Linked DNA regions of Homo sapiens: region 1 is linked to region 2. The links are chromatin contacts, found by Hi-C or POLR2A ChIA-PET in ENCODE. All regions are on one chromosome and are shown on one strand. Each heading gives the region's core, a stretch centred on a gene start or an enhancer-like site at or near the end of the contact. The rest is flanking DNA. Distances are from core to core; before and after follow the strand shown. Region 1 overlaps CFD (complement factor D). Region 2 holds the start of MISP (mitotic spindle positioning).

Region 1 (2,700 bases), core at 201-2,700, 110 kb before region 2:
ATGGCGAGACCTCATCTCTACAAAAATCTTAAAAATTAGCTGGGTGGCCAGGCGAGGTGGCTCATGCCTGTAACTCCAGCACTTTGGGAGGCCGAGGGGGGGCGGATCACCTGAGGTCGGAAGTTCGAGACCAGCCTGACCAACATGGAGAAACCCCGTCTCTACTAAAAATGCAAAATTAGCCGGGCGTGGTGGCGCATGCCTGTAATCCCAGCTACTCGGGAGGCTGAGGCAGGAGAATCGCTTGAACCATCAGGCAGAGGTTGCAGTGAGCCGAGATCGTGCCATTGCACTCCAGCCTGGGCGACGAGAGAGACTCCGTCTCAAAAACAACAAAAACAAAAACGTGAAATTCACACAGTGAGCTCCAACTTCGTGGTGGTCACCAGACGGCTGAATGGGCCCCCTTCCGTGCAGTGCAGTATTTACCAAATTCCTAAGAGCAGGGCTGGGGCTTAGATGTGTCTTACCGTGCCCGGCCCAGGGCTCTGCACACAGTAAGTGCTCAATACGTGCTTGCACGTCAGTGTGATTCCTAGGTGAGTGTTCCATAGCCCCAAAAACACCCAAGCACAGTGTTCATCAATCCATCCCCCCTTTTCCCAGCGGACCTGCCTCTCAGATCATCAGTCTTTTTTTTTTTTTTGAGATGGAATCTCGCTCTGTCACCCAGGCTGCAGTGTAGTGGTGTGATCTCCACTCACTGCAACCTCCACCTCCCGGGTTCACGCCATTCTGCCTCAGCGTCCCGAGCAGCTGGGACTACAGGTGCCTGCCACCACGCCCGGCTAATTTTTTGTATTTTTAGTAGAGACGGGGTTTCACCGTGTTAGCCAGGATGGTCTCGATCTCCTGACCTCATGATCTGCCCGCCTCAGCCTCCCAAAGTGCTGGGATGACAGGCGTGAGCCACCGGCACCCGGCCCATCAGTCACTTTTTCTTTTCTCTTTTTTTTTTTTTTCTTTCTTTTTGAGATGGAGTCTCCTTCTGTTGCCCAGGTTGAAATGCAGTGGTGCTATCTCGGCTCACTGCAAGCTTCACCTCCTGGATTCAAGCTATTCTCCTGCCTCAGCCTCCCAAGTAGCTGGGACTACAGGCATCCGCCACCACGCCCGGCTAATTTTTTTGTATTTTTAGTGGAGATGGGATTTCACCGTGTTGGCCAGGATGGTCTCAATCTCCTGACCTTGTGATCTGCCCGCCTCGGCCTCCCAAAGTGCTGGGATTACAGGCATGAGCCACCGCGCCTGGCCCATCAGTCTTTTTCTACGATAGCGCCTGGCTGCCCCTCCACCAGGTGGGAGAAAGGGCACAGGGCCTCAGGTGTCCTCCCTGGCCTTGCCAAGAAGGGTGACCTGAGGTCCAGGGCCTCCAGCAAGCAGGTGCCGCTGCTCGTCGTCCTGGTGTGGGTCTGGCCGCACCCAGGGTGGTTTGTGAAGGCAGGCTCCGTGGCTCTGGGCTCCAGTCCAGGCTGTGTCCTGGAGCTTCTGTGTAAGGTCAGGAGAGTCGCACAGTCCCTGTGAGCCTCAGTTTCCCCTTATGGGATATGGGTCATAGGAACACGGCCTCGAAGGGTTTCTGTGCACCTGAGTCTCAGCCCACAGCCTTGCACACAGAAGACGCTCACATTCCCCTTGGTAAGCAAAGGGAAACGGTATGAGCCAGACCAGGAGGGGACACCCATGCCTGGCGGGCCTTCGCGCGTGTGTGTGTGTGTGTGTGGCAAGGGCGCCGCCGTGTGGCCGCGTCAGCCCCACGGAAGCGCTGGACCCGGAACTTCGCTGTATTCTCCGTTCTTGCGCTTTTATCTGTAGCTTCCCGCGTTCCTCTTTTTTTAATGTTTCTGTTTTTGTTTTGAGACAGAGTCTCGCTCTGTCACCCAGGTCGGAGTACAGTGGTGCGATCTCAGCTCACTGCAACCTCCGCCTCCCGGGTTCAAGCTATCCTCCTGCCTCAGCCTCCTGAGTAGCTGGGGCTACAGGTGCCCACCACCACGCTCAGCTAATTTTTTTTTGTATTTTTAGTAGACACGGGGTTTCACCATGTTGGTCAGGCTGATCAGGAACTCCTGACCTCAAATGATCCGCCCGCCTCGGCCTCCCAAAGTGCTGGGATTACAGGCGTGAGCCACCACGCAGAATTTTTTTTTTTTTTTTGTAGAGAGAGACAAGGTTTCACTCTGTTGCCCAGGCTGGAGGGCAGTGGTGCAATCACAACTCACTGCAGCCTCAGCCTCCTGCGTTCAAGTCATCCTCCCACCTCAGCCTCCTGAGTAGCTGGAACTACAAGCACCCACCTCCATGCCCGCCAATTGCCCAGCTAATTTTTTATTTATTTGTAGAGATGGAGTCGCGCTACGTGGCCCATGCTGATCTCGAACTCCTGAGATCCAATGATCCTCCCACCTCGGCCTCCCCTTCTGCATATAGTAGGTGCTCAATAAAGACCAACCAGATGCAGGAGTGGATGACTTCATTGCTCGGGACTTTGTTGCTTGGGTGACCCTGACCTTCAGGCCCCGGCACCCTAGGCCAGGACGCTGTCGATCCAGGCCGCATAGCTCGCCACGCGGGTGTAGATCCCGGGCTTCTTGCGGTTGCCGCAAACGCGCGAGCCCGAGGTGACCACGCCCTCGAGCACGCCCCCGCACACCAGCGGGCCCCCGGAGTCACCCTGCCGGAACAGGACGGGGCCGTGAG
Region 2 (2,789 bases), core at 90-2,589:
CCGGATTCACACCATTCTCCTGCCTCAGCCTCCCAAGTAGCTGGGACTACAGGCGCCCGCCACCACGCCCGGCTAAGTTTTGTATTTTTAGTAGAGATGGGGTTTCACTGTGTCGGCCAAAAAAACCCCTGGATCCACGGCGGCTCTCATGGCCGGCATTCTTGGGCAGCGGCGCTGCCCTCGGGGGAAGAGCCCCAGGACGGAAGATGGCCCCTGCAAGGCCCGGCGGTGGCTAAGGACCTCGGCGTCCTGAGACTCTTCCTGCAACACCTTGGAACCGTTTTCGACTCCGGTTTTCGAGAGAGGGAGCTGGGACCCAGAGAGGAGAACCTGCTCATCTGAGGTCACACAGCGATGACAGAGCAAGTGTCTGAAGCCAGTTTTCAGACTTTGCTCCAAATCACCCCCTCCTACAGGAAGCCCCCTGGGTTGCTCCTCCCAGCCTCACCCTGAACTCTGTTGATACCAGAATGAAACTGGGTTTATGGACCCTGGTGCCACACCTCCTTCCTCATCAGCCAGTTGGCTCTATGTGAGGGGCAAAGGTTCCCTTGTGGGGCCGAGACTCAGACAAGGAGGCCATGCAGAAGGGAGGGCCCCGTTCCTTTTTCCCATCCCTCAGGGTTGCAGTCACCCTTGAGTCATCTCAGCTCCTTGGGCTCCTGGGCGGAGCTCCACCGGCAGACGCTGGGCCGAGTCCCTGCTGGCTGCCCGGGATCCCAGGCTACCACCTCACCCCCACCCGAGGACCCAGGCCAAGTCCCCAGCCCCGGCCTGAGACTCCTTCCGCCTGTACTCAGCCACCCCTCCTCCGTGTCCCCAAACCAGCCCCCAGCCCCACGGGGGTGTTTACTGCCCAGAGCCTCCCAGTCAGGGGCCTGGTGGGACGGATAAGCATCTCTCCAGAAGCCTCTGGAATTCCCAGAACCATGGAGGGGCCCCTCTGGCCTCTGACCATGGGGGTGCCAACCCGGCCCCTCCCTTGGAGGGCTCTGGGATTTGGGGTTCAAAAGCCCCAGCAGAGTTCAGGGACAAGGGCCTCTCTGCTCTCCCAGTGGGTGCCCTTGAGGCCCCAGAGTACCTAGCGGGGGCAGAGGGAAAGGTGCCTCAGGGAGGCTCCGAGGGTGACGGGGTGGGGCAGGGGGCCTCCCTGGATCCCAAGTGCCGCCAGGCAAGCAGACCCCGCCCACAGACACATGACGCTCCCACGCCAAATGTGGATCCAACCGCCCCACACAGGATCCCCGCCCGGCCCGGCCCGGGGCGCCCCCAGCCTCACCTGCCGGCTCCCGGCTCCACAGTCTGCAGCCTCCACTCTGACTCCTCGATGGGCACAGAGGCCTCCCAGCTCCGCCCTGCCCGCCAGGTTGCCAGGGAACAGAGGCCCCACCCAGGGGAGGCAGGTGTGCCCCCTCCCCCCAGCCCCACCTGGGATCAGGAAACAAAGTCCAGAGGAGGAGGAGGGAGAAAGAGGATACCAGGCTGGGCAAGGGCGGGCACCGTGCCCGCTGCCGGCTGCCCCTCCACCCCCAGGGCCTCCAGGTGGCCCCGAGGAGCCAGAACTCAGCCGAAACCTCCCTTGGCTGCCTGGCCCTCCCACCGCCTCTCAGCACCGCTCAGAGAGGGTCAGCAGGTGTCCAGGGCCACACAGCAGCTCAGCGTGCACAGTGGCCTGTGTCTCCTGGGGGGCCGGAGGGGCTGAGTCCCAATCCCGTCCGTGCCTTCTGGCCCAGCCCACCCCTTGGGGCAACTCCCCTAGATGGCCCCCTTCTTGCATAAACCAGGTTTGGCAGACTCGGGGGGGTTTGGTGTGGCCTGGGTTCTGATCCCACCTGACCTCTCTTAGCCCTGTTTTCTCCTCCGGGACGTGGGGGAACATCACGCCCGGGCTCCCTCAGGGCTGCTGGGAGGAATTCCCTAGGCCCCATCCACATAAAAACCCATACGAGGGGGCCGGACTTGGTGGCTCACACCTGTAATCCCAGCACTTTGGGAGGCCGAGGCGGGCGGATCACTTGAGGCCAGGAGTTCGAGACCAGCCTGGCCAACATGGCGAAACCCCGTCTCTACTAAAAATACAAAATTTAGCGGGGTATGGTGGCACGCTATTATAATCCCAGCTACTTGGGAGGCTGAGGCAGAAGAATCACTTGAACCCAGGAGTTGGAGGTTGCAGTGAGCCGAGATCACACCACTGCACTCCAGCCTGGGCGACAAGAGCAAAACTCCAACTCAAAAAAAAAAAAAAAAAAAAAAAAAAAAGAACCGCACGAGGCCGTCAAAAGACCCAGGCCACCCCGAGAGATGGGGACGCAGAGGCCCTCAGGCGCCCATGGTCCTCCTGGATTCTTAGTCAAGGTGCAGAGGCCTTGCTGGGACTGTGGGGAGCCCAGCATCTGTGGGGAAGTCGGGCCACTGGGCCTAGCGCCGTCTATGAGGGCAGGGAACACAGCTGAGGGGGCAGGGACTTCAGTTCCCCAGGCTGGGGCTCTGTCCTGACCTACGCCAGAGGGGCTGCTTGTGGAGCCCCTCTGAACCTCAGTCTCTTCTTCGAGTAAAAAGGCCCCCAGCTACGAATCCAGCAGGGCTGCTCAGGAGGGGGGTGCTTTTTTTGTGTTTTTTTTTTGAGACGGAGTCTCGCTCTTGTCACCCAGGCTGGAGTGCAGTGGCACGATCTCGGCTCACGGCAACCTCCCCTGTTCAAGCAATTCTCCTGCCTCAGCTTCCCTAGTAGCTGGGATTACTGGCATGAGCCACCACGCCCAGCTATTTTTGTATTTTTAGTAGAG

What was found. A loop is a pair of places that touch in the nucleus more often than their neighbours do. ChIA-PET counts read pairs that join two places held with the same protein, here RNA polymerase II (POLR2A). Pooled maps may share reads with other maps.
Region 1: POLR2A ChIA-PET joins it to region 2 with 11 read pairs in PC-9. The contact joins the enhancer-like site here to the promoter of MISP in region 2. A Hi-C loop is called at or near these places in 13 of 168 maps with a recorded cell type or tissue (HepG2, K562, chondrocyte and 9 more) and 2 of 50 pooled maps. POLR2A ChIA-PET finds 5 or more read pairs at or near these places in 9 of 52 experiments (A673, AG04450, B cell and 6 more).

What each region holds. Positions count from the first base shown.
Region 1 is chr19:863,066-865,765 of GRCh38, reverse strand. It overlaps CFD (complement factor D), which reads right to left. Exons shown (of 5, transcript NM_001928.4): 5 at 2,125-2,674. The coding sequence ends at 2,528. Among named protein-coding and RNA genes, the nearest start is that of CFD, 4.8 kb to the right of the region's middle. Within about 2 kb of position 1,450, at least 8 of the 41 ENCODE cell types and tissues checked have a DNase peak (open chromatin) inside an H3K27ac peak, as active enhancers do; they include left lung and transverse colon, where a contact is called at or near this core.
Region 2 is chr19:749,662-752,450 of GRCh38, reverse strand. It overlaps MISP (mitotic spindle positioning), which reads right to left and starts at 1,339. Exons shown (of 5, transcript NM_173481.4): 1 at 1,280-1,339.